Regions from separate parts of the Homo sapiens genome. Here region 2 is linked to region 1. Evidence: chromatin loops called from intact Hi-C (ENCODE). Cell type or tissue: mammary epithelial cell. All regions are shown on one strand. Each heading gives the region's core, and the rest is flanking DNA. Links, peaks and the distances in the headings are about the cores only.

Region 1 (11,502 bases), core at 12-8,011:
TTACTCAGAGCAAAAGCTGCACAACCTAAACATATTTACTGATTGCAATGGTCCATCTCTTTGAAAGTGGGTATTAATTTAATGAATCTTCAGTTCACTGGTCTGTGTGTCTTAGGTTTGCTTTCATGGAAGTTTTTTTTAATCCTCACTACACTAAATCAAGTTTAAAGTCATTACTGGAAGATGCCCAGTGATAATAAGATTATGTTAAACTTGATCATCACAACCCCTCAAAGAAGATAGTATAAAAGTGCTTTGATAATTACTTGCAAATTCTAAAAGATATTATCATCATAAAAATATATCAAATTTTGGTGATCTCATATAAACTCTAAAATAAGCTATTAGAAGCTGAAGATTTATCAGCATTTTTGAGAATTAGTGCTCAAATACATTTAAAGATTTTTAAAAAATATATAACATCTTTAATGATAAAAATTCTGGAAGCCTACTCTTATGGAAAAATAAGAAAAGAAAGAGCATTGAAATATCTATATACACTATATATTATTTAAAATTAAAAAATTAAATATCAAATAGACTATTATTTATCATGTCAGCATAGAAATAGGCTGTTTTTGGAGTCAGTGCCCACCTGAGAAGACAGTCAGTAAGGTAAGAGACAGCACGAGCACAGGCAATGTCTTCATCCTGCCTTGGTTCCTCTGCCTCTTGCTGAGTGAATCCTCCCAGACTGAGTCAGCCAACTTGAAGGAAGCCATGCCAGGCCCTGCGCTTGTTTATGCTTTGACTAACGGGACTTACGGTATGATGCTGAATGTATCTGACTCTGAGCGTTTTAGTAATGACCACTGAAATATTTTCCTCCGAATTCCTGTAAATTTTCATCCTGAGGAAGGAAATTGTTCCTCTGTAATATGACTTTCAGAGCTTGAATCTGAAAAAGCAACATGTGATATTCACTTCATTTAAACAGACAGATAAGCACCAGACAGATGTTTGTGAGTGTTTCTCTGGAGCTTCCATTTATGCTCCTGTTTCATTGAGAATTCATGATCTATTACACATTTGTATCTTTTAGGACATTTTTCTAAAGCCCATTCACCAGTCTAATTTGATCTTCCCAATAATCTCAGAGGTAGGCAGGGAAATTAGCAAGGGGCATGATGAGTGGGGAAAAACAATTTTCAGCTGACTTTAGAGACAGAAAAACAGAGTTCAAATCCTAGCTTCAATTTTTTCTAGCAATGTAGCCTTAGGTAAGTGACTTACCCTTTCTGAACTTCAGTTTCCTCCCCTGTCAAAAGGAGATAAGAGCACCTACCTTGTGGGGTGCAATAAAGGATGAGGGGAAAGCTATGACCTTCATGGCAGCTAGTACTATTCATCGTCCACTTCCATCTTACAGTAAGAAAAGTGAGATTCAAAGATGTGAAATCAAGTTCAAGTTCACACATTATGGATGCCAAGGTAGAGCCTACGTCTTCTGTCTTCAAACCTAGATCATGTGCTCTTCCCAGTAAGCCCCATAACCTCAGGGACAACTCCTCATCTTTTACAGGGCCTCACGCAACATGCTGTCATAAGACTGGAACCAGCCATGCTCCAGATTCAAGGGTATTTTTATAAGGACAACAAAAGTTTAAGAAGCTGAAGTCATTTCAAATTCAAATCATCTATAAATATCACATGAAGAAAGTTTCTTGTTTTGTTTTGGTTTGGTTTGGCTTGGTTTGGTTTGGTTTGGTTTTGAGATGGGGGTCTCACTCTGGGTCTCACTTCAGGCTGGTGTGCAGAGGCTCACTGCAGCCTCTAACTCCCAGACTCAAGCGATCCTTCCACCTCAGCCTCCCGAGTAGCTGGGACTACAGGCACGCACCACAACACTCAATTAACTTTTTTATTTTTTTATTTTGTAGAGACAGGGTCTCACTATTTTGACCAGGTTGGTTTCAAACTCCTGGGCTCAAGTGATCCTCCTGCCTCAGCCTCCCAAAGTGCTGGGATTACAGGCATGAGACACTGCTCTCAGCCTAAGAAATTCAATACATGATTAAAATATGTCTGGAAAGCATGTGACATTTATTTGGATAAAATTCTGTATTCAGAGAGATGATCTGATGTTTCTGTGGTCACTTTGCCAGCTCAAAAGAAAACAATACCCTATGTGTATTTCTCCAAATTTATGCTAATGTGTAACTGATATTAAACCTGAATGTGCTGCCCACACAGTCAACATAAAGATATTTTGAGCAGATTGTAAACAAGAAAAAAAAGATCATGCAATGTTAGCAAAGTTGTCTCACATGTTCATTTGCTCAAATATATATATATATAAGTAAATTTTTTTTTTGAGACAGGGTCTCATTCTGTTGCCCAGGCAGAAGTGCAGTGGTGCAATCACAGCCCACTACAGCCTCAACCTCCTGAGCTCATGATCTCCCATCTCAGCCTCCTGAGTATCTGGGACTACAAGTGTGCATCTCCATGCCCAGCTGATTTTTTTTCTTCCTTGCAGAGATAGGGGCTCACTATGTTAGCCAGGCTGGTCTCAAACTCGCAGGCTCAAGTGATCCTCCTGCTTCAGCCTCCCAAAGTGCTGGAATTACAGGCAAGAAAGAATTACTGCACCTGGCCCATTTGCTCAAAATTCAATATTTGATTTCATGCACTCTGCTGCTATTAACATCCTTCTGTTTTCACATAATTTTCAATAACTAAGGAATTTTAGAGCATTTTTTTTTTTGAAACATGGTCTCCCTCTGTCACCTAGGCTGGAGTGCACGAACTTGGCTCAGTACAGCCTCAACCTCCCAGGCTTAAGTGATCTTCCTACCTCAGCCTCACTAGTAGCTGGGACTACACGCATGTGCCACCATGCCCAGCTAATTTTTGTATATTTTTGTAGAAATGGGTTTTGCCATATTGCCCAGGCTGGTCTCAAACTCTTGAGCTCAAGCAATTCTCCTACCTTGGCCTCCAAAAATGCTTGAATTACAGATGTGAGCCAACACGTGCAGCTAGTAGCATTATTTAAAAAAAAAAAAAAGAAAAAAGAAAAATTGTCACGTTAAACAGCTTGAGTTTTGTATGTGTATATTCAAATTTTTCACTCCTTTTACTCTTTGTGGTTGGATAGAACACTATTTTGTTTTATCATATCAAATAAATATCTTCTGTGGGCCAGAAACAAAATCTATACTTAGCTATAAATTTCTAATGTGTCCAATGTAAATTTACAATAGAAGTATTTTTTGGCCAGACATAGTAGCTCACACCTATAATCTTAACACTTTGGGATTCCAAGGTCAGAGGATCACTTGAGCCCGGGAGTTCAAGCCTGCAGTGAGCAATGATTATGCCACTACACTCAAGTCTGGACAACAGAACAAGACCCTGTCTCCAAAAAAAAATATTTTTTTAAATTTTGCAACTTTTGTCTATATCAGCACTGTCCGATAAAAACATAAAGCCACAGATGCAAACAACATATGTAATTTAAATTTTTTCAGTAGCCACTTTTTTTAAGTAAAAAGGTTAAATATTTTAATATTATATTTTAACATGATGAAATATCCAAAATATTATTATTTTAACACATAATCAATATAAACAAGTTGTCAATGAGAGATTTTATGCCTTTTTTTGTACTAAACCTTCAAGATCTGGTGTAGATTTTACACTTATACATTTCAAGTGCTCGGTAGCCACATGTGGCTAGTGCTACCATATTAGACAACATGGATCTAGATCCTTCCGTCTCTAATGCCACCACCCAAGTCTAGGCCATTGTTTCCCTCACCCAGCTTCTGGCACCAGGCTCCCAAATGGGATTCTAGTTTCCCTCCCTGTTCACTTCAATCTGTTCTCCAGGTAGCAGCAAGGATGAAATAGAAAGTATCAGTTAGACCTCATCACTTCCATGCATAAGATCTTTCCTCATCTTCCCATGAGAGTCAGAATAAAATTAAAATCCCTACCAAGCACAACAGGACCCTGTGTTTTTTGTGCCTACTGCCCTTTCCAACCTTACTCCAACCACTCCCCTCCTGCTCACTGCCATCTGGCCACACTCACTCACTTTCAGCTTAACAAGCCCACTCCCGCCTCAGGACCTTTGCATGTGCTTTTTCTCCCTCTTTTAATGACTGGATCTATCTCATCCTTCAGGTTTCAATTTGAAATTTCTCCTACTCAGGAAAGCCTGCCCTTACCAGCCTTCTTAATAAAAAGTTCCCTGCCCCCACCACCACCACTCTCCATCTCACAGCACTCACCATAATTTATACGTATTGCATTTATTTACTTTTTAAAAATCTGTCTCCTTCACTGGTAAGCTTTAAGCAAGCTTGTATTATTTTTATAATTTTTTAAAGCATAAGGCAACCTCTGGTGGACTGAGGTGGTGAGACTGGAGAGAGTCGGAGCCTGTATCACACCCTGGGAGGCTGCTGCAAGTCTCGGGTGGGGAGGGCCGTTCAGGTGTGATACTGGCAGGGCCATCAAATGCCCTTCAGCTTGGCCTCTGGATGTTGTCCTAAAAGAAGCGAGAGGGGGAGGAATATAGAAAGACCGAAAGAGCAAAGTGTCTTATTGTGAGTGTCACTCAGGCGGTGAGAATTCTCTTCTAAACCCCATCCCGGTTCTCAGGAAAAGCCCCAGCGGGGTAACGAGGTGAGTCGGCAAGGCTCCCAGTAGAAGACGCAATTCCCAATAAATCCACAAGGTGGCAGAGCAGAAGGTGGAACCAGGGACAACTAAGATCAGGGGAAAGAGCTCAAGGCCACTAAGGTTAATTATTCAAGAAGTTGCCAGCGATTCCAGAGAATCTACTGGAGGTGGAGAGAGAGGGTGCTGCTGCACCTAAAACTATTTCCGTACTTTTATTTTAATTGATGTACTATTGAAGGCATTCATCAGATGTTGTGGCCTAGGAAAGCGGTACAGTAAGTCCTCATAACATTATTGCTGATAAATTCTTGGAAACTGAGACTTTAAGCCAAATGGTCCAGAATGAACCAATTTTACCATAAGCTAATTGATATACACAAGAGGTGAGTTCCTATGGCATATTTCTGGTCACAAAACATCACCAAACTTCTAAATAAGGACCCAAAACATTTCTAATATCAAACGTTGAAGGCTATACATGTATTTAAGAAAGATTAATAAAAACAAGTAAGATAGTTATTAATATTTACCCACTTATTCTAGTTCAGGGCCGTGGTGGCTGGAGCGTGTCCCAGCAGCTCAGGGCACCAGGCAGAAACCAGCCCTGGAGAAGACACCATTCCATCGCAGGGCACACTCTCACACACCCACCCACACACACTCACGCGGGGACAATTCAGACACACCAATGAACATAACGTGCACAGCTTTAGGATGTGGGAAGAAACCGAAGTACCCAGAGAAAACCCACGCAGACATGGAAAGAACATGCAAACTCCACACAGACAGTGGCCCGGGGCTGGAATCAATTTTTTTTCTCATCAACATTGTAATGAAACAACGTTGAAGGAAACAATGTTATTTGAGGACCTGTTGTGTTAACTATTTGATAACATTTAAAAGCCTATAAAGGAATAATGCTACCACCCATATTCACAACACCCAAACACAACTTTTTGTTTGGGTGAGTTTCCCTTTTTTTTTTTTTTTTTTTTTTGGAAGGAACTGTCCCATTACACAGATATTTAAGTGTCATTGACAAATGACAAACCCAACATTCTAGAGTTCTAAATGTCATCACACTGAACTATAGAAACTTTAGAGACAAGAGAACTTCGTTTTGTTTTTGTTTTTTGAGAGAGGGTCTTGCTCTGTCGCCCAGGCTGGAGTGCAGTGGCACAAGCATAGCTCACTGCAGCCTCACCCTCCTGGGTTCCAATGATCCTCCTGCCTCAGCTTCTCAAATAGCTGGAACCACAGGCGTGCACTACCATGCCCAGCTAATTATTTTTATTTATTTATTTATTTATTTTAGAAACAGGGTCTTGCTATGTTGTCCAGGCTGCTCTTAAACTCCTGGGCTCAAGTAATCCTACCCCCTTGGCCTCCCAAAGGAACATTTTTTTAAGTATAGAAAAATGCCAAATCTGTCCCCATCAAGAGAATTATAATGTGTCGACATTTTTTAGGCCCAGGGTAAATTAAATAAATTCTAACAGTCCTCTCCATATTTGCTTTCATCTTTTTTACTGTCTACCTCACATGTACATTGTAAAGAATTATATATACATTGTAAAAATATGGAATTTATAGTATAGTTGGTAGACTAGACTACAGTATTTTTTAAAATAATGATAGTAACTTTAAAGCAATGATAGTAACTCCATAAGCTGTGTGTGGTGCTTATGGGTCTAGATCCTTCCATCTCTATTGTCACCACCCACATCTAGGCCACTGTTATCTCTCACCCAGCACCAGGCTCCCAGCTGGCATCTCAGCTTCCCTCCCTGTTCCTTCAATCTATTCTCTATGCAGCAGCAATGATGATCTTCATGAAATAGACATAGGAAATATGTTAGACCTCGTCACTTTGCTTCCCTGTAAACATTTATTTACAGGCATACTGTGCAGACATATGTTAGGTCTGGGCAGGTGTGGTAGGTTGAATTATTAGCATCAATTCTTCACTACCACCCCAAATTTATGCTCTCTGCCACATGACTTTGCAGCCCCATGTCTTGACTTTGGACTCAACCAGATGACTTGTTTTGGGCAGTGGGATGGTGGCAGACATGACACTAACAAGGGTGTGAAATGGTTTGTGCAGTTAAGTGTGCCCTCTGACATGTCTGTCATTGCTACAAAAAGACCTTCCCCCCGTTGGCTACTGCCCCTTCAAGCTGAGTCTCAGAATTAGCTTACATGCAAAGTAGCTAAGAAAGGAGCCAAGTTTATGCAGATCTGTAGCTTAAAAGAGACCCACTCAACCCAGCCCGGTCTATTTCAGCTGACTTCCAGCTACCACAGCCTGAAGCAGAGCCACATCACCTGCAGATCCCTCAGAATAAATGACAGTTATTTTAAGCCACTAAGACTAGGAGTGGTTTGTTTCATAGCATTACTCTGACAATAGCTAACTGATACAGAGGATTCTAATGGGATGGTTAGTGTGTCCAAATCTGGGTGCTATTGCATCTAAGTTAATAATAGGCTCCTGCCAGAACATTCATTCAAAAGTGACTGAGTTTCTACTGTGTAGGCAGTGTGGTATAATGGTTATGACTGTGGGCAGCAGAGTCATCAACAGACCTGGCCTTGAATGCTGATTCTCAAACTTATTGCCTGTGTTACGTTGGAGCTGAGTGACATTGGGGAAATTTCTTAACTTTCCAAATCACTGTTTTCTCACTTATAAAAAAAAAGAATTATAATAAAATTCACCTCATAAGGTTAATATTTAAAAGAGGTATGTGTAAAGTTCGTGACACATAATAAAAGTCTACTACTTGGAGATCATTGTTATTATTTCTCCTCCTTCTCTATGCCAAATCTCTTTGCATATGCACTCTATTTTGTAAAAATGTTTTGAATGACTAAAGATAGATTAATCACACGTATTAAGACACACAACTTTATTGTTGAAATATATATATTAGAAAAGAAAATATGGTTCATTTCTAATGTGAGTTGACTTGCCCCGTGTCAACACCGCAGGCCCTGGCTTCCCTTTACATATCCTCAGCACTTCTACAGGCATACACCCCTTCCTGTCTGCAGCAGCAATACAATGGTAAGATGTTTTGGCCTTGGACAGGGGCCTTTCCGGCCTGCTGCACGCCTCCACAAGTGGACTCTAATTTCTACTCTGGGTCCAGGATGTTGGCCTCAACTATGTCTGCCCAGCAGGTGAGGACAGCCAAGGTCAGCATCATGTTCCTGATGGCCAGTGTCAGGCTTCTCTCCAACTTAAACAGGGACAAAGGAGCATTGGCACAGGCAGAATCACGTAAGATGGGTATGAATAAACATACTAGGGGAGTGAACCATGCACAAAATAATTTATGAAACCACTTCTAAGGCTACTGTCATACGACATTACATTCAGGAAAAGTGCTAGGCCTCTAATTGGAAGAGAAAAGCTCTAGTTCTGGGGAAAAATACTGAACTGTGTCACTTTTCTTGGTGGGATCTCTGTTGGGATGATTAAGCTTCGGAGAGGTTAGGAGACTCTCTAGCACTGCTTCTCAGGCCATTAGGTGCATTAGAATCACCTGAGGTTCAACAGACATCTAGAACGCCTCTGACATGAAAAGTAAAGACAAAAAAGATAAAAGAAAAAGCAACTTGGGGAAATCAGACACCATGCAATTGGAGAAAATAAATAAATAACATTAATATCCTCTAAGAGACCAAAGTTTTGCTTGTGTGGAACATGAACAAGATGCTGTAAAAAAGGAATGTTCAGAAAACAAATTAACCAAAATACTTCTTAGAAATGAAAAACCATAATAGCAGAAATTTAAAACTCAGTTGAGTCAAGAAAAAAGCTAAGGAAATCTTTTAGAAAAATAGAGCAAAAATGAGGAGGAAAGTTTTAAAAAAACAAGAGAGAAAAACATATTTTTAAAAGACAGGACATTTACCTAAATGAGTTGAAAACTCATGTCCACACAAAAACCTGCACACAGATGTTTATAACAGTTTTATTCATAGCTGGCAAAACTTGGAAGCAACCAAGATGTTCTTCTGGAGGTGAATGGATAAATAAACTGTGGCACATCCAGACAATGGAATATTATTCAGCACTAAAAAAAAATGAGCTATCAGGCCATGAAAAGATATGGAGAAAACTTAAATGCATATTACTCAATGAAAGAAGTCAGTCTAAGGACAGGCTGCCTGTTGAGCCTGATACAAAAGCTTATTTGTACTTTATCTTAATGACTGCTATGATTGGAGTGCCCCTGCCAAAACTCATGTTGAAATTTTATTGCCACTGATGGTGTTGGGAGGTGGGGCCTTTAAGAGTTGATTAAGTCACGGGAGCACCACCCTCCTGAATGGATAAGACTGTTATTTGGGGAGTGAGTTTGTTCTCTTGGGAGTAAATTAGTTCTTATAGGAGTGAGTTAGTTCTCCTGAAAGCGGGTTGTTATAAAATTGAGCCTGGATCACTCTTGTGGTCTCTTTTGCACACACTGGCTTGCCCTTCAGCTTTTTGTTCATGTTATGACACAGAGCAAAAGCCCTCACCAGAGGCTGCCACCATGCCCTTAGACTTCCCAGCCTCCAGAGCTATGAGCCAGATGAACCATTTTTCTTTCTAAATTTCCAAGTCTCAGGTATTCTGCTATAGCAACAGAAAACAGATTAAGACAAGAACCAGGAGCTGATGGGCTCCCCATTCTCCCATGTCCCCATTCCCACACCCCATTGCATGGATTAGCTAAAGATACTCATGTCTCCCTGAGCTGAGCTGCAAAGATTAAAAGCAGCCTCCTTCCTCTTCAGCCATATTTTTGCCAGCTGTTCAAACCACAGCCCTGCTCAGATGCCCTCACTGTGATTAACAATCTTCCCAAGACCTTGCCCACTGACTTCCCCAGGTGGAATCTTCTCAAAGAAACTGAATCCAGACTCTGTCCCAAAGACATTGCTCAACTTACCTCCTGCTGGGAACCTTCACATATCAATGATTTACTGCTATTTCCCAAAAGGGCCAGCTTTGGGCTTTTCAGTCTTTCAAACAAAACTGTATCATTCAGGGATACCCTTAGGCATCTATAAAGAAAAGCAAAGAAATGAAGGCCACAAAAGTTACGATAGTAGTTCCTTCTGATGGGGGAGAAGGTGTATCAAACAAGTGAGCACACAAGAGCTCTCAAATCTTCAATATGTTAACCAGGTTTTTACTATTATTTTTAAAACCGTATATGTGTTTTATAAACTCTTCTGCATGTGTGACACATTTCAAAATATAAACAAAAAAAGTTTGAATAAAGAATTACCTAGGGAACTTGTTAAGAAGTTAGATTCCTAGCTCCACTTCATATTCTGACTTCAGAGACCTGGTCAGGACCACAGAATCTATATTTTAAAATGATGCTGATGCAGGTGATTCAAAATCCACACTCTGCGGTACCCTAAATGGTTGAAGAGCATCACAAACTTTGGCATCAGATAAACCTAAGTTCAAAGCCCCAACTCAGTTGACTCCTGACTGTGTGATATCAAGCAGGTTTTCTTCATCTGTAAAATAAGGATGATAAACTTAACACAGTGCCTAGGACCTACTAACTCATCAACACATGTTGGCCACAAATATTATTATTACTTTTAGTGAATTAAGAGTGTATCTCCTCAGGTGTGGCAATTTCTATTAATCTGTCCCTACACAGGTAAATTTTCCAGATAAAAATTTACTTAGCAAAGAGAGACTACTATTCTTAAAAGCTTTCCCATAAGCCTTAAACTTTTCAAATTCTTTAACTAAATCTGAGAATCTAAGGAAATAACCCTAAACAAAGGAATTATTTATAATAGCAAAATATTAGAAATAGCTACAACAAAAGTAAGGTTATACACACTGTAAGCTATATTCATAGAATGGAGTATAATGTAGCCATTAAATAGGACTTTTTAATAACATATAAAAGTTATTTTGTAATGCTAAATAAGAGCCAGATAGACACTATTATCTACCACATCATCAAAAGTATGCATTAAAAAAAAGTAAATCAGTTTCCATAGAAAATAATGGAATAGACCAAAATGTTCAAACACAGGGTGTCTTTGGAGTGAGAGATGGTGATTCTTTTCTTCCTTTTTACTTTTTCAAATACTCTATAATGGGGATTGGGGGAAACCTGTGAGTGTGTGTGTGTGTGTGCACGCGTGTGTGTGACGGAGTCTCGCTCTGTCACCCAGGCTGGAGTGCAGTGGCACAATCTCGGCTCACTGCAACCTCCACCTCCTGAACTCATGTGATTCTCCTGCCTCAGGCTCCCGAGTAGCTGGGATTACAGGCACGCACCACCACACCCAGCTAATTTTTTATTTTTAGTAGAGATGGGGTTTCACCATGTTGGCCAGGCTTGTCTTCAACTCCTGGCCTCAAGGGATCCACCTGCCTTAGTCTCCCAAAGTGCTGGGATTACAGGTGTGAGCCACCATGCCCAGTCTGTCACTTTTTAAAAGTGTATTATTTTGTTATATCTTCAAATCTAAACTAATTTAAGCGTTCTGCATCAGCTAGGATTCATAAAAGACAATGACACTTTCACACACTGTGCAGGCTACTGAAGCAGAAGTTATGCTTTAGAGATCTCATCTAACCTGAGCCCAAGGAGGTGAACTGACAAGCACAAGGGGACACAGATGTCTGAGGTCCAGGTTCTCTTCCCAGGCCTCACAATCCCATCTAACACTCCTCCCACTTCATTACACTGCCCCTGCGTTTTCACAATACAGACTGTTAAATACTTCAGCCTCCAAACTCAAAAGTGTGGTCCTGGAACTAGCAGCAGCACCTTGGAGCTTCTTAGAAACGCAGGTTATCAGGCCTCTTCCCTGAGAAAGGAAATCAGAATC
Region 2 (11,502 bases), core at 1,644-9,643, 190 kb after region 1:
TGTTCCACTTGTGGCCTCATGGTGGCACTCAAAAAGGCTGGAATTGTGGAGCATTTTGGATTTTCCAATGAGGGATGCTCAGCCTGCCCTAGAGAGAAGTCCCTGACGAGGCTGGTAGGAAGGCATGGAACAAGCCAACCACGCGCTCTGTATACTAGAGTTCAGGCCCATTTCCTGTTGGTTTGTCACATATAGAACAACAGATCAGTTGGGGACAGGCTTAAAATAGCCCTTGGAGACTGTTGTTAAGTCGTCCCCAAACCACTTCCCCTTTCATTGATTAAATGACATTTTAGGATAACCCACCTTGCCTGTGCCTCCTGGGGACTCTTGGCAGAAGAGTCAAGGATGGGTGTGCCATAGAGAATCATGGAGCCAGGGAATTACATAACGGGGAGACCATATACTCCAACCCCTTCTGTGTAGGGAGAAACTGAGGCCTCTGCCCTTCCCCCTTTTGATGCTGTGTGGGAAGGAAATTTTAAAGGACTTATTCTAAAAATCTGAGGGAAAACAAAAGAAAGTTGAATAACTGCGAAAATCGGATGCCACCCAAAGGGCCCTGTTTGTTTTTATTATTTGCGGCTCTCTGCTGTGAGCTCCCTTCTCAGCCATTTCTCTATTCTCAATCCGGGATCCCTTCTAGACAGATGCCTTTAAAATGTTTAGAATCTTCCTTCTTCCTTGAACAGGCTAGGTCTAGTATCATTAGCATGACCCTTACCAAGAAATCAACAGATCAGCTCCAAATGGAGTAGAAGGTTCTTGTCTTAAATGCTGACTTCTCCAGGTCCCTGCCACCCAGCCCAGTCAGGGCCCAGAAGAGCTTTCATCCAGTGCAGGAGTCATTTTCAGGAAGGACCCTCTCTCAGGGATGTGCCCAGGTGTCTGCACAGGTTGCTGTCACAGAGCTGGCTCCCTTTTGGGAGCAAGGTTTCAGGATGTTGCCTCTGACCCCAGCCCCAGGAATAGCACCAGGAGCACTAACTCAGATGTTGTTTTTTTCTAGGTTCCTTCTGACCAAGGGGACATGGCTCTGAAGATGATGAGACTGGTGACTCAGCAAGAATAGGATGGATGGGGCTGGAGATGAGCTGGTTTGGCCTTGGGGCACAGAGCTGAGCTGAGGCCGCTGAAGCTGTAGGAAGCGCCATTCTTCCCTGTATCTAACTGGGGCTGTGATCAAGAAGGTTCTGACCAGCTTCTGCAGAGGATAAAATCATTGTCTCTGGAGGCAATTTGGAAATTATTTCTGCTTCTTAAAAAAACCTAAGATTTTTTAAAAAATTGATTTGTTTTGATCAAAATAAAGGATGATAATAGATATTATTTTTTCTTATGACAGAAGCAAATGATGTGATTTATAGAAAAACTGGGAAATACAGGTACCCAAAGAGTAAATCAACATCTGTATACCCCCTTCCCAGGGGTAAGCACTGTTACCAATTTAGCATATGTCCTTGCAGAATTTTTTTTTCTATATATACATATATATTTTTTACCAAAATGAATCATTACTCTATGTTGTTTTACTATTTGTTTGACATATCAGTATATCTGAAACACCTTTTCATGTCAATAAATGTTCTTCTCTAACATTTTTAATGGCTGTGGAGCATTCTACTTTATGGTTGTACTCTAGTTTATTTACAAAATTCCCAGTTGTTTCCGACAAGTATAATAATTTCTAGTTTGTTGCTATTATACATAGTGCTCTGTTGATTCACCCTGATAGTTAGATTTTTTTGTACCTCCTTATTTTCTTAGAATAAATTCATAAAAGTGTAATTATTTAGTCAGAGGATTGCCACATTTCCTTAAAATCAAAATAATTAGCTCAGGACTTTTAACTTTTTATTCATAGCTCAAGATCTACATAAGGAGGTTTGATGCCGTGGCTCACACCTATAAACCCAGCACTTTGGGAGGTCGAGGCAGGAGGAATGCTTGAGCCCAGGAGTTCAACAACAGCCTGGGCAACATAGGGAGACCCCATTTCTACAAAAAAAATAAAAACATTAGCCGAGCATGGTGGCACACACCTGTAGTCCCAGCTACTCAGGAGGCTGAGGCAGGAGGATCACTTGAGCCAGGGAGGTTGATGTTGCAGTGAGCCATGATCAAGCCACTCACTCCAGCCTGGGTGACAGAGACCCCATCTCAAAAAGAAAAAAAAATCTGCATAGGGGATCTAACAGCTTCTAGGACTGTCTGAAAGAAATATCACCTCTTGTAGTTGCAGGGCTGAGATTTTATTTATTTATTTATTGAGACTCTGTGACCCAGGCTAGAGTGCAGTGGCACAATCATGCCTCAAATGATCCTCCTGCCCCAGCCTCCCAAGTAGCTAGTACCACAGGCAAGCACCATCACATCCAGCTAATTTTTAAAATTTTTTCGTAGAGTTGGAGTCTCACTATGTGGCCCAGGCTGGTCTCGAACTCCCAGGCTCTAGCAATCCACCTGCCTTGGGCTCCCAAAGTGCTGGGATTACAGGCATGAGTCACCAAGCCTGGCCAAAGGCTGAGATTTAAAAAAACAGCCAGGCACGGTGGCTCCAGCCTGTAATCCCAGCACTTCGGGAGGCCAAGGCGGGCAGATCACGAGGTCAGGAGATCGAGACCATCCTGGCTAACACGGTGAAACCCCATCTCTACACACACACACACACAAAATTAGCCAGGCGTGGTGGCGGGCACCTGTAGTCCCAGCTAGTTGGGAGGCTGAGGCAGGAGAATGGCGTGAACCCGGGAGGCAGTGCTTGCAGTGAGCCGAGATCGCGCCACTGCACTCCAGCCTGGGCAACAGAGCAAGACTCTGTCCCAAAAATAAATAAATAAATTAATTAATTAAAAAAAATAACAAACCCAAAGCTTATTCCTGCAGACTGTGAGGAAACAGTTAACAGCAGGTTATGTCTACGTGACTAACCCCTTCAGACCCTGAGACTAAAAACAGGCTCCTGGGACAGAGACTACACATGTCCCTATGGTTCACTGTTGGCAAGAACTCCAGTGTGCCCATGGAAAGCAAGAACCTTAGAAGCCTGTGCTGGATACCCCTGGACATCACCCATGTGTATCGTTTTTACCTGCCGCTTTTGATATGCATCTTTTGTTACAAAAATGTTAGCTATTAGTATAACCTGCTACTGAGCCTTGTGAGTCTTGGTGAACCATCCAACAAAGCAGTGAATCATAAAGCAAGTTGAATTCCCAACCTCACAGAGTCTCTTCTGTTAAAAGTTAGTGCATTGATTGAGAAGAAATGTAATTCTGAACATTGAGATGAGTCACCTGCACAGATGAAGCTAGGGGACCTCAAACCTTTTTGGCCATTAGAAGCCGCCCTTCCATTGCTGTCCGGGCAGGTTAATCATGTCTTGTCCTAAGATCTTGTAGTAAATTCCTAGACTTGCCCAGGGCTCTTATTCCTGCTGTATAACATTCTCTCTCAACCCACACCCCTACCTTCCTAGGGAATCCCTGTGATCAGTTGACAAAGGAAGACAACTCTCAGGCTTGATTTACAGACGGGGCTCCACAGTATGCATGCATCACCTGAATGTGGACCGCTATGGCACCACGGCCACACTCCAGGACAGCCCTGAAAGATGGTGTGAAGAGAAATCCTCCCAGTGGACAGAACTTGGAACAGTGCACTCAGCTCTTCACTTTCCCTGGAAGGGGAAATGAACAGAAGAATAAGTGCACCAATTCATGATTTAGCTGGGTATTTAGGGACTTGGAAGAAACTTGATTAGAAGGCTGGGCACAGTGGTTCATGCCTATAATACCAGCACTTTGAGAGGCTGAGGTGGGAGAATCCCTTGAGTCCAGGAGTTCAAGACCAGCTTGAGCAAGATGATAACACCCTGTATCTACAGAAAATAAAAACATTAACTCAGCATGTTGGTGCACCTCTGTGGTTTCAGCTGTGTAGGAGGCTGAGGTAGGAGAATCACTTGAGCCTGGCAGGTTGGTTGAGGCTACAGCGAGCCATATTTGTACTCCAGCCTGAGTGACAGGGTGAGACCTTGTCTCAAAAAGAAAAAAAACTTGATTAGAAAATTGATGACAAGAAGCTCTGAGGAAGAGGTATGAGATTAGATCTCTGAATGGCCGAGTATGAAGATCATTGTTTTCCATCTGAATACTCAACTAGGGCAAGGGAAGATTTTAATAATCAGGTGGGTAGATGACCCATTCTGTGGCTATTAGCCTCCTTCAGCCATTCCTGTAGACTCATGAACAAAGTGGCCATGGCGGCGGGGATGGAGGCTATGCATGGGCTTGGCAACATGTGCTTCCACTTACTAAGGGTGACCTGGTCACAGCCACTGCTGAGTGCCCCATCTGCCAGCAGAAGAAACAACACTGAGCCCCTAATGTGGCATCACTGCTGAAGAGATCAGCCGGCTACCTGGTGTTAGGCTGATTACATTGGACCACTTTTATTATGAGGCAGGCAGCACTGTGTTTTCAATGGAATTAACCCTTGCTCTGGACATAGATGTGCCTTCCTTTCCCACAATGCTTCTGCCAAAACTAGCATCTGTGGACCTACGGAGTGTCTCATCCATGACTATGGTATTCACAGCAAATGAAAGGCAGCAGTGAATTTACACAAGTGGAATTGACTGCTCTCACCATGTTCCCCATCCTCTTGAAGCAACTGCCCTGACAGATGGTTGAATGACTGAAAATTCAGTTACAGGGCCAGCTAGGAGGGGATAGATTGCAGGGCTGGGGTGCTGCCCTCCAGTATGTGGTACATGCTCTAAATCAACCGCCTTGTTTCTCCCATACCCAGGATTCATGAGTCCAGTTATCAAGGGATAAAAATGAAAGCGACTCCTCTCACTGTTAACCCTAGTGATCCAGTGGTAGAATTTTTGCTTCCCATCCCTGCAACTTTAGGTTTTGCTGGTCTAGAGGTCTTAGTTACAACGGGAGAAATGTTTTCTCTAGGAGACACAGCAGATAATCCGTGGAACTGGAGCTTGAAGCCACCATCTGGCCTCTTTGGGCACTGCATCAACAGGCAAAGTGCTGTCTGCAGTGATTGATCTGACTATCAAGAGGAAATGGGGTTGCTCCTACACAATGGACGTAAGAAGGAAGAATGCAGGAGATCCTTTGGGGCACCCCCTAGTACTGCCATATCCTGTGATTAAGGTCAATGGAGAGCTACAACAACCCAATTAAGACCGCTAATGGCCCAGACCCTTCACAAAAGATTTAAGTCATTCCATCAGGCAAAAAGCCACGACCAACTGAAGTGCTTGCCGAGGGCAAAAGATACGCAGAATAAATCATAGATGAGGGCAGTCATAAGTACTATGACCTTGTGACCCACTGTAGAAACGAGGACTGTAATAATTATGAGTATTTCTTTCTTCTTTTGATGTGAATCTATTTTAATAAATATTAACAAAAAAACTTTTTTTTTTGAGACAGGGTTATGCTCTGTCAACCAGGCTGAAGTGCAGTGGCACAATCACAGCTCACTGCAGCCTTCACCCCCCACCTCCCTGGGCTCAAGTGATCCTCCCACCTCAGCGCCCCCAGTAGCTGGGACTGCAGGCATGCACCACCATACCCAGCTAATTTCTGTATTTTTTGTAGAGATGAAGTTTTACCATGTTGCCCAGGCTAGTCTGAAACTCCTGGGCTCAAGTGATCTGCCCGCCTCTGCCTCCCAAAATGCTCTGCCTCCCAAAATGCTGGGATTACAGGCATAAGCCACAGCTGCATCTGGTGAACCAAATATTTTTGTTTTTATCTCTCATTCCTTTATCGTCTCTGATGTGCTAATAGTATTTAACCTTTTTTGTTTTTCTTTTTTAAGACAGGGTCTTGCTCTGTCACCGAGGCTGCAGTGCAGTGGTGCAATCACGGCTCACTGCAGCCTCAATCTCCTGGGCTCAAACGATCCTCCCAGGTAGCTGTGACTGCAGGTGCATACCATTGTGCCTGGCTTTTTTTTTTTTTTTTTTTTTTTGAGACAGGGTGTTGCTATGTTACCCAGGCTGGTCTTCAACTCCTGGCTTAAAGCAATCCTCGCAGCTTGGCCTCCCAAAATGCTTGTACCTAACTTTACATATAAATATTTATATTACAAGATGTCAAGGAAGGAATGTGAAACAGCTAGTAAAAGAATGAGCATCATCCAAAGACAAAAAGTGGACTCTGATTCTCTTCTGGGGAAAAAGATGTGTATTTCTGGGTATAGGAAGGACAGTTGTGTCATGGTAAGCAGAGTATGACTTTGTTATTGACTTTATTTGGAGATTAAGTGTGGTTTAAGGCAATGTTATGGGTGCCAAGTTGACAAGGGGTGGACTGTAGTGTTTTTGTAATGTTTCAACTTGCCTAGGCTAACTTTTTCAGAATTACCTTTCTTGTATGTTTCTGATTAGGGTGGCCCACAAGAGAAATTCTTCGGAAAATGTGGAGGGTGAAGTGAAGCAGCAACAGTTTTTCATTCATGCATGTTATCGTTTTTCTGCTGGCTCAGCTCAGCTGAGCTCAGCTGCTCCCCCTTCCCCCGGATCCTCCTAGAGCATGTCTGCTTCCCGGGCCAGGTGAGTGTGCTTAGCACTAAGAGGGACCCAAGAACTGACATGCGTTTCAGTCCCATGGACTCCATCTCTTGCTTGTGGGATTCACATTGTTCTTGTCCTTCTCCACTTTACATTCCTTGTTCCTTCCTGACTGCTTGCCCTGTGTACTTCAATCTCCAGCATCAGATTTGGAGACAAAAGCCTTATGAAGACTTCTTAACCAGCTCCACACTGCATAAGTCAAATCCCTGTTACACCTTCCCCCATACGCACGGCTGTGCACATGCAAACACGCACACACCGTTCTGCTTCTGAAATTGAATCCTTTTTTATTTTTGAGATAGAGTCACTCAGGCTTTAGGGCAGTGGTGCGATCACAGCCGCCTCGAACTTCTGGGCTCAAGCCATCCTCCTGCCTCGGCCTCCCAAGTAGCTGGGACTATCGGTGCGTGCTACCACTCCCAGCTAATTCTTTTATTTATTTATATATTTATATATTTATTTATTTACTTATTTTGAGACAGAGTCTCGCTCTGTCACCAGGCTGGAGTGCAGTGGCATGATCTCGGTTCACTGCTACCTCTGCCTCCTGGATTCAAGTGATTCTCCTGCCTCAGCCCCCCGAGTAGCTGGGATTACAGACGCGTGCTATGATGCCCAGCTAATTTTTGTATTTTTAGTACAGATGAGTTTTCGCCATGTTGGCCAGGCTGGTCTCCAACTCCTGGCCTTGTGTGACCCGCCCGTCTTAGCCTCCCAAAGTGTTGGGATTATAGGCATGAGCCACTGCACCCGGCCACCAGCTAATTCTTTTTTAAGTTTTATTTTTGTAGAGACAGGGTCTGGCTATGTTGGCCTGGCTAGTCTCAAACTCCTGCCCTCAAGCAATCCTTCCACCTCAGCCTCCCAAAGTACTGGGATTACAGGCAGGGACCACTGTGCTCAGCTGCTGATTGAATCCTGATTGATACAAAACTTTATTATTTTAATGGCTTCAAAATTCTCCACAATTGGAATCTGCATATCTGATGTCTTTCCGTTGCCTATACTTGTGAGCAACAATTGATCAGATACTCTCAAATCACATCGTTCTTAGTGTTGCCACCTAATGTTGCTGAGAAATTTGAAACCAATTCACTTCTTTTTCATCTTTGTAAATAATGAGTTTATTTTATTTTATTTTTTATTATTTATTTATTTATTTATTTTGAGACAGGGTCTCACTCTGGTTGCCCAGGCTGGAGTGCAGTGGCGTGATATTGGCTCACTGCCTCCCCCATCTCCTGGGCTCAGGTGATTCTCCCACCTCAGCCTCTAAAGCAGCTGAGACTGCAGAGGCCTGCTGCCAAGCCCGGCAACTTTTGTTTGTATTTTTAGTAGAGACTAGGTTTTACCATGTTACCCCAGGCTGATCTCGAACTCCTGGACTCAAGCTATTCGCCCTCCTTGGGCTCCCAAAGTGCGGGGATTACAGATGTGAGCCACCACACCTAGCCAACCAGTTTAATAAATGGTTGCTGTAAATTTTTTTTTTTTTTTTTTTGAGACGGAGTCTCGCTCTGTCGCCCAGGCTGGAGTGCAGTGGCGGGATCTCGGCTCACTGCAAGCTCCGCCTCCCGGATTCACGCCATTCTCCTGCCTCAGCCTCCCAAGTAGCTGGGACTACAGGCGCCCGCCACTACGCCCGGCTAATTTTTTGTATTTTTAGTAGAGACGGGGTTTCACCGTTTTAGCCGGGATGGTCTTGATCTCCTGACCTCGTGATCCGCCCGCCTCGGCCTCCCAAAGTGCTGGGATTACAGGCGTGAGCCACCGCGCCCGGCCAAATATTTTTGTTAAATTATGTAAACCGGGAACGTCTGATGGTTACATTGATGTTTAGCTTTTAATGAATTTTGCCTGATGTGTCGTGAGCTTTTAGATCCCCAGGCTCTGATCTTCAGTTCAGCAATGCTTTCCAGTATTTATTTGAATATTGTTTTAAGATATTTTCCCACTTTGTTGTCCTTTAGCTTTCATTCTAGATACTTTTTCTCCAGACTCCCGTCAACATCATTACTTCATTTTCGGTAATGTCACTCTAGACTTTGAGTTTCTTTTTTTTCCTTTTCCTTTTTTTTTTTTTTTGAGACGGAATCTCCGTCTGTCACCAAGGCTGGAGTGCAGTGGCATGATTCCAGCTCACTGCAACCTCCGCCTCCTGGGTTCAAGCAATTCTCTTGCCTCAGCCTCCTGAGTAGCTGGGACTACAGGCGCCCACCACCACGCCCGGCTGATTTTTGTATTTTTAGTAAAGATGGGGTTTCACCATGTTGGCCAGGATGGTCTTGATCTCTTGACCTCGTGATCTGCCTGCCTCGGCCTCCCAGAGTGCTGGGATTACAGGCATGAGTCACTGCGCCCGGCTAGACTTTGAGTTTCTAAAGGATTCTTAACTTCTATAATTATCTTTCTCCTTAATTTATTTTCCCTAGTTATGCCAGCTGCTGTTTCACCTTATCTTTTCATCTCATTTTACATTTCTTATTTCACAGGCTCCCGGTTTGCTTTAATTTCCTTGAGAGCGAGAAAAGTATTTGTAGTTTCCCAGTGCAAAGCTTCCAAGGGATGTTCCTCATTTATCTTTTGTGCTTTGTGTTAATTTCCTCCATTTTAGTTGCAGGTGTTTTTTCCCTATGTTTATGTGTTTGCTTTTTTATGTGTCTGTATCTTTGAATGAGGGCAGTTATATAATCATCTAATTGATTATCTGGTTATTTTTCAGATTGTCCACTTAATTCTTATTCAGGAAGCCTAGATGTGGCGGAGCTATATGGTCCTCACAGTTCTTCAGTTGCCTAAGGGCGGTGAATGCCCAGCTCTTGGATAATAATTATTGGGAACTTATTTCCTGTGTCCCTTAGGACTTAGGGAGTGTTTCCTTCCTAATGACATGAGTGCTCAGAATTTGTTGTGTTCCCAGCTTCAGGATGAACCCAAAACTTTGGTAAGATGCAAAGTCCATGATAAATCCAGGGACTCCTTATTTGATGAATATATTAGTTATCTATTACTGTATAAAAAATTACGCAGAAGGCCAGGCATGCTGGCTCATGCCTGTAATTCTAGCACTTTGGGAAGCCAAGGTGGAAGGGTTGCTTGAAGCCAGGAGTTCAAAACAAGCCTGGTTAATATAGCGAGGCCCTGTCCCTATTAATTTTTAAAAAATTAAAATAAATAAAATACCCAGAAACTTGGTGGCTTAAAACAACATTTATTATCTGACGGTTTCTGTATGTGAGGAGTCCACCTGTGGCTTAGCTGGGTCCTCTACTTTAGGACCTCTACAAGACTGCAATCAAGGGTTGGCCAGGGCAGCAGTCATCTCAAGGCCCAACTAGGGTAGAATGTGGTTCCAAGTTCAGCCATGAGGTTATTGGCACGATTCGCTTCCTCATAGGCTGTTGGGCTGAAGGACTCCCTTAATTACTTGTCATGTGGACCCTTCCATGGGCAGCTCACAATATGGCAGCTGGCTTCATCAGATAGACACAGAGAAAGAAAGAGTGAGAGAGCCAGAGAGAGAGAGCATGGGCAAATGTGCAAGACAAAGGTCACGATCTTTTTTTTTTTTTTTGAGACGGAGTCTTGCTCTGTCCCCTAGGCTGGAGTGCAGTGGTGCGATCTCGGCTCACTGCAAGCTCCACCTCCTGGGTTCACGCCATTCTCCTGCCTTAGCCTCCCCAGTAGCTGGGACTACAGGCACCCGCCACCACACCTGGCTAATTTTTTGTATTTTTAGTAGAGACGGGGTTTCACCATGTTAGCCAGGATGGTCTCAATCTCCTGACCTCGTGATCTGCCCGCCTCGGCTTCCCAAAGTGTTGGGATTACAGGCATGAGCCACCGTGCCTGGCCTAGGTCATGATCTTTTATAATGAAATCTCAGAAGTGACATCTTATTACTTTTGCCTCTTCTTTAGAAGCAAGTCTTTAGGGAGGACTTAGAAACAAGAAAAGGGGAAGAAATCTTTTCTCTCCCAGCTCCTCAACCCTCAACACTGAATGTTCCATGTGCCTGGCTTTCTGGAAACCTCCTGCCCCTTCTACCTAGCTGCTTTCTGATTTCTCTTCAGCTCTCAGAATAAATATGAATCTCTCAAGAAGCCCTCTCTGATCCCCCAAGCTAAGGTAGAACCCTGTTTTGCTCACTCTCTAAGCACTCTACCTGTACTTTGTAATCCTCAGTCTTCTTAAGACAGAGTAGAAACAGGGCTCGGTTTCAGCTCACCTGCTCTAGAGCATTCTTTCATGCATCCCCACTGATCCCAAAACCCACACCACTACCTCACTCCTCTTTTACTTAAAGAATTCCAGCATGGTTCTTAGGAGATAATGAAGGTTGTGGAGTGTCCCACCTAGGGAAGGGATGCTGCACAATTGATTTGCAGCCTTGTTGCTGCAGGCCAGACCACCAAGTGGCCCATTACTCAAGATAGCCATCGCAACTAGATATGCTGCCTTGCATACCCCACCCCTCACCGGCTTTGCTCAGCCCAGCCTACATAACCTACCCTGCTGTCAATGCCCATGCTTTGCATAATAAAAAAAGCCCTACTGGCTCTCTATGCCTCGCTTACCTCAGGACATAAGCTCCAAGGAGGCCTTGTCTGGGAAAACTTTTTCAGGCTCAGGTCAATTTCTATTGCTTTGAGAGCCCAAGAACCCATGGTTGGTAACACGTTCTTTGAGGGCTCATCTGGGATCAGGCTACATGGGGAGATTTTTCTTCTGCTAGTGGGGAGACTTGAGGGCTGATGGGACTGCTGGACAATATCCCTTAGTGGCTGACAGCAGCTGCCTGAACTTTTGACTCAGTGTCACCACAATGGATCAGTCTCCAGCCCCTTGGAACACCTCGCCCAAACCTCAAGGCAACACTTTTCTCCCTTCCTTTT

What was found. A loop is a pair of places that touch in the nucleus more often than their neighbours do. Peaks named below come from ENCODE experiments on the same cell type or tissue, not always from the same donor. Only the 100,000 strongest peaks of a DNase experiment are listed, where the experiment ranks them.
Region 2: a loop joins it to region 1, with 9 times the contacts of the local background. A loop is called at or near these places in 8 of 110 quality-filtered maps.

The regions. Positions count from the first base shown.
Region 1 is chr17:56,815,161-56,826,662 of GRCh38, forward strand. C17orf67 (chromosome 17 open reading frame 67) reads right to left here. Exons shown (of 8, transcript NM_001085430.4): 3 at 9,921-10,161; 4 at 9,579-9,693; 5 at 596-850. The coding sequence starts at 650. Among named protein-coding and RNA genes, the nearest start is that of C17orf67, 13 kb to the right of the region's middle. In mammary epithelial cell, for the core only: a CTCF peak has its summit at 4,668 (motif pointing right); a DNase peak (open chromatin) is centred at 4,671.
Region 2 is chr17:57,005,164-57,016,665 of GRCh38, forward strand. It overlaps SCPEP1 (serine carboxypeptidase 1), which reads left to right. Exons shown (of 13, transcript NM_021626.3): 13 at 1,010-1,605. The coding sequence ends at 1,072. Among named protein-coding and RNA genes, the nearest start is that of SCPEP1, 33 kb to the left of the region's middle. RefSeq lists enhancers at 4,818-5,447, 5,084-5,283 and a silencer at 10,945-11,239. In mammary epithelial cell, for the core only: a CTCF peak has its summit at 5,025; no DNase peak of the experiment used is centred there.